Linked DNA regions of Homo sapiens: region 2 is linked to region 1. Evidence: chromatin loops called from intact Hi-C (ENCODE). Cell type or tissue: heart right ventricle. All regions are shown on one strand. Region 1 holds the start of LOC105372503 (a long non-coding RNA gene). Region 2 has its middle 41 kb from the start of TGM3.

Evidence for each region. A loop is a pair of places that touch in the nucleus more often than their neighbours do. Peaks named below come from ENCODE experiments on the same cell type or tissue, not always from the same donor. Only the 100,000 strongest peaks of a DNase experiment are listed, where the experiment ranks them.
Region 2: it touches region 1 in a loop (2.1-fold over the local background); 2 of 110 quality-filtered maps call a loop at or near these places.

What each region holds. Positions count from the first base shown.
Region 1 is chr20:2,299,804-2,302,303 of GRCh38, forward strand. All of the region lies in intron 1 of TGM3 (transglutaminase 3), which reads left to right. It overlaps LOC105372503 (a long non-coding RNA gene), which reads right to left and starts at 1,714. Exons shown (of 3, transcript XR_937203.3): 1 at 1,505-1,714. RefSeq lists an enhancer at 1,643-1,822. In heart right ventricle, no CTCF peak of the experiment used is centred here; a DNase peak (open chromatin) is centred at 1,518; H3K27me3 peaks cover 1,858 bases.
Region 2 is chr20:2,254,042-2,256,541 of GRCh38, forward strand. No RefSeq gene overlaps it. Among named protein-coding and RNA genes, the nearest start is that of TGM3, 41 kb to the right of the region's middle. In heart right ventricle, no CTCF peak of the experiment used is centred here; no DNase peak of the experiment used is centred here.

The sequences.
Region 1 (2,500 bases):
AAAGAAAATGCTGGCCGGGTGCAATGGCTCACGCCTGTAATCCCAGCACATTGGGAGGTCAAGGCGGGTAGATTATCTGAGGTCAGGAGTTCGAGACCAGCCTGGCCAATACGACAAAATCTCATCTACTAAAAATACAAAAATTAGTGGGACATGCTGGCACGCACTTGTAGTCCCAGCTACTTGGGAGGCTGAGGTTACAGTGAGGCAAGAGAACTGCTTGAACCCAGGAGGCAGGGGTTGCAGTGAGCTGAGATCACACCACTACACTCCAGCTTGGGCAACAGAGAGAGACTCCATTTAAAAAAAAAATAAAGAAAGAAAGGAAGAAAGAAAGGAATGGAGGGAGGGAGGGAAGGAAGGAAGGAAAAGAAAGAGAAAGAGAAAGAAATAGAAAGAGAAAGAAAGAAAGAGAAGAAAGAAAGAAAGAAAAAAAGAAAGAAAGAAAGAAAAGAGAGGAGAAGAGAAGAGAAGAAAAGAAAGAAAATGCCAGTGTCATCCCTAACCAAAGATTCTAATTGAATTTGCCTGGGATGGGTCTCAGACCAATAGAACATTCCAGGTGATTCTTCTGGGCAGCTGGGGTTGAGAGCCTCTGGTCTCAGAGATTCTAAACTCTCTCTTAGGAAGAGAAGTCCTTCTGTCCTCTCCTTTTGCCCTGACCATAGGGTGTCTAGGCAGGGAGTAGGCTGTGGATGGCCCCTCCAGGACCTGTGTCTAAGTCATTGCTGCCTTGGTTGGCTACAGGGCGGCAGCTTGGGGTCATATCTGGTCAGGCAAAATTGACTTTCAGTCTGGGCTTGAGTCCAGCCTCTGCCTGAGTGTTTGATATTGAGTAAGTGACTTCACCTGACTGGACTTCCAAAGCCCTCATCTGTGAAATGGGGACAGCAACACCATTTTGATAGTCAGTATTTCGTGACTATTAAAAAACATAACGCAGGTGAAATGCTTAGCTCAGTGTCTGACACATAAGAGGTCCTCAATAGCAGCCCATTAAAAGCTCAAAGCCTCTTCTGCTCTTGGGTTGTTTTTGCCATTACATATGGGATCCCAACAGTATTAGTTTCCCCCAATCTCTGGGGGCCCCGGTGCTAGTGATGGGTATATGTTGAATCCCAACAATAACCCTAAGAGAGAAGATGTTCCAGGTCTCACTGTCCCTCTTCTACAGGTGAGAAAAGTACAATTCAGAGACATTGAGACCCTTGCTCAGGGCCTCTCACCGGTTCAGGCACCAATCTGGGGCTCATTTCTCTTCATCCTCACCAGCCCCTTACTCTCCCTGAATGCCAAGAAATTGTGCCACCTGTGCTGCACAGAGCTTGAAAATGTCATGATATGTGGGGGAAGTTAAAAGGAAATGACACAGGCTAGAAAGAGAGAAAGGAGAGAGAGATGGGTGCTGAGCAGGAAAGCACGTGTGTCCTTGGAGCCAGAGGAGGGGCCAGCCAGGAGCTAAAGATGTTCCCAGTGTCTAGGGGTGGGAAGTGGGATGACTCACAGCCTGTCGGTGACCAGGATCTGAGACCCGGCTTCTGGGCTAAGATCTGCTTCAACTCCGTGACTTCCCCTTTCATGAAGGGGAGATGGCTTCCCATTTCAGGGCCTCAGCTTTCTGACCTGTCATGTGGGCATACTAGATTACATCACTGTTTTTCAAGCTGCCAGTTGCCATCCATTAGCAGGTTGTGAAATCAGTTTAGTGGACTGTGACCAGCCATTAAGAAAAAAAAAAAAAGCAGAAGAGAAAATATCAGAGTATATTGATACATAGTAAGCATTAGCCGTGTGAAACCTTGTGTCAGTTCCAGATCCATGTATGTAAAGACTATTAGATAGATTTCTTGATTTGGCTTCTCTCAATAGAGCTTAAAAACCACTCAGCTAGATACTTTTTAGCATTTTTTTTTTTGAGACGGAGTCTCCCTCTGTCGCCCAGGCAGGAGTGCAGTGGTGAGATCTCAGCCCACTGCAACCTCCACCTCCCCAGTTCAAGCCATTCTCCTGCCTCAGCCTACCAAGTAGCTGGAACTACAGGCATGTGTCACCACGTCCGGCTAATTTTTGTATTTTTAGTAGAGACAGGGTTTTGCCATGTTGGCCAGGCTGGTCTTGAACTCCTGACCTCAGGTGATCTTCCTGCCTCGGCCTCCCAAAGTGTTGGGATTACAGGTGTGAGCCACCGTGCCCAGCCACTTTTTAGCATTTCTGTCAGCCCTCATTAACTCTAGACTTCTGTAAAATAAAAATGCATCTATGTCTAGAGAAAAGGTGTGGGAAGTAGAGTCTGGTTGGGGGCTAGGGATAGTCCCAGCCACTAGAGTAGCATCACTCCATGTTGGGCCCCCTGTCAGCCCCTCTGTGGTGTGGTCCTCCCTGGAACAGGAGATGGGAGCCCCATCACACACCCAGCGACCAAGTCATTCTCACCCGTGTGCTGCAGGTGATTCAATTATACAGCCAGGCTGACAAGGATTGAGACGGCTGACTAGCAACT
Region 2 (2,500 bases), 46 kb before region 1:
CTCCTGGCCTCAGGTGATCTGCCTGCCTCGGTCTCCCAAAGTGCTGGGATGAGCCATTGAATGAGCCACAGGCATGAGCCACTGCACCTGGCCTCTTTTTTCATTTTAAATATCCATTAAATTTACTCATGATTGTGTGGTATTCTAGTTCCGTAAATAAACAATAATTTTTTAATCCATTCTTATGTTGATGGAAATGTGGATTGTTTCCAGTCTTTGGCTATTATGAAAAATATTGCTATGAACATTCTTGTACCTGTTTTTTGGCGAGTTTATGTAATTCTATTGGGTATACACCTGGGAGTAGAATTGCTGGGCCATAGAGTATGCATATGTTCATTTTATTAAATGTTCTGAAACATTTTTCTAAAGTAGTTGTTCTGTTTTATACACCCACAAGAAATGTCTGGGAATTTTATTTGCCCCACGTCCTTGCTAACACTTGCTGTTGTCTGTTCTTTTCACTGTGGCCATATAGTTAGTGGGTATGCTATTACATTGTGGTTTTAATTTTCATTTCCTGATGACTAATGAGGTTGAGCACATTTTTATATGCTTATTTGTCATTTGAATGTCCTTATTCATGAAGAGCTTGTCAAGGTTTTTTCCCATTTTTCTGTTGGATTGTCTGCCTTTTTTCTAATCTGCCTTTAAAACAGTAATTTTCCCCAACATGATAATGTAGTCATGATTTTTGTAACAATTTTTTCAGGTACAAGTGCATTTTTTTTTTTTTTTTGAGATTGTGTTTCGCTCTGTTGCCCAGGCTGGAGTGTAGTGGCGCGATCTCAGCTCACTGCAACCTCTGCCTCCCAGGCTCAAGCCATCCTCTCACCTCAGCCTCCCGAGTAGCTGGGACCACAGGCATGTGCCACCACACCCAGCTCATTTTTGTATGTTTTGTAGAGATGGTGCGGGGGGTCTCACTTTCCTGCCTAGGCTCGTCTCGAACTCCCGATCTCAAGCGATCTGCCCACATTGGCCTCCTAAAGTGCTGGGATTACAGGTGAGAGCTACAGCACCCAGCCTACAACTTCTTTATTATTTCTTTCTTTTTTCAGAAAAATGTATTGGAGACGTAGGAGATGATGAAATCACATCTAGGATTAACATCCTAGAAGGAGCCTCGGAGAGCTGTGAATACCCTAATAATAAATTATTTCGCAGGGCATATCCTGTGTCTTTAGCTTTGGATTGTGTTTCTACCTCTAATGAGAACAAAATAGAGAAGGAGGAGCCAGGCATACAGCCGAATTTGATCTCACATACCAAGAAGAGGAAACTGAGGCCTGGAGAGATAAGGCCACCCACCCTTACCAGACCCTTTTACCAAGGTATCCAAAAACAGCAGCAGAGACTAAAAACACACTTTACTGGAACCCAAAGAGGTTTTCTCTAAGTCAAGCTAACCCAGCCTCAATCAATAGAGCCAGTGAGAAAACATTGATTGTCAAAACTCTGCTCTTCCTTCAGGGTCCATCTCAGATGCGGTCTCTTTCATGAAACATTTCTGATCTTTCCAGCCAGCGTCAATCTTTTCCTATTATTTCTGTCCTGGATTGGGTTGTAGCATTTACCTCATTCTCTCTTGGACTATTTGTACACATGTCTTGTCTCCTGAGATATGTGGTAAACTCCTGGGAAGACAGGCTTGGCTTGTTTCTTTTTGTTGGCGATGGTGGGAGGGAGGCTTATATAAATTAGTTGCTCAGTAAAAGACCAAATTGAGTTGTGTTGCTTCTAAGGAGAAAAGGCCTGAGGAACTCCGTGTTTCCTGAAGCAACTGACAGGCATATTCATATTGAATTTACAAATGTCTTTGTTTTACGGTAGTATACATTTGACAATGAGATCATGGGCCCCAGAGTCTCTGTAGATAAAGAGACCCTGGGTTGTACTTTCTTGGTAGGATGCCCAAGGATGTGACGGCTGCTCTCCCTGCCACACCCAGAGTTGGTGGCTAACCCTTTTCCTGCTTCTGTGTCACTTCGTGGTTCCATGGTAGACTCAAGAGCTACTCTGGGGCAGTCTTGGAACTCTTAAGTTAAGCTAGGGTAGAGGAATGAAGAGGAACGGAAAGAGGAAGAGTGCCATGGCATGGGAAGGCTAAGGTCTCCTGTCTCCTTCTTCCTTCCTGCTTCTTGCCCAGGGGGCCCAGGCCCCCAGCTGGCAGCCACAGCAGCATGACAGTACCAGCAAGGGCGTGTGCACGCATCTTTCCTCAGCTTCCCTTGCAGTTGGTCTGTCCTGTCCTGCCCTCTCCTCCACCACTCACCCTCCCTGCACGCAAGGTGACTGCAGAGTGGCAAGGCACAGGGTGTGGGCAAAACGTGTCCTGTCACCACTTGGGCAGGGCTCAGCCTTGGAAAACACAGAGGTACTTGAAGTCCCCGGGGCTGTCATACACCAAGATCCGGTAGTTGTACATTATATGCCCTTTAAGGGAGCAGTCCTGACCTCAGGAAGAATTTCTTTGGACTTGGGAATATGAATAAAATAA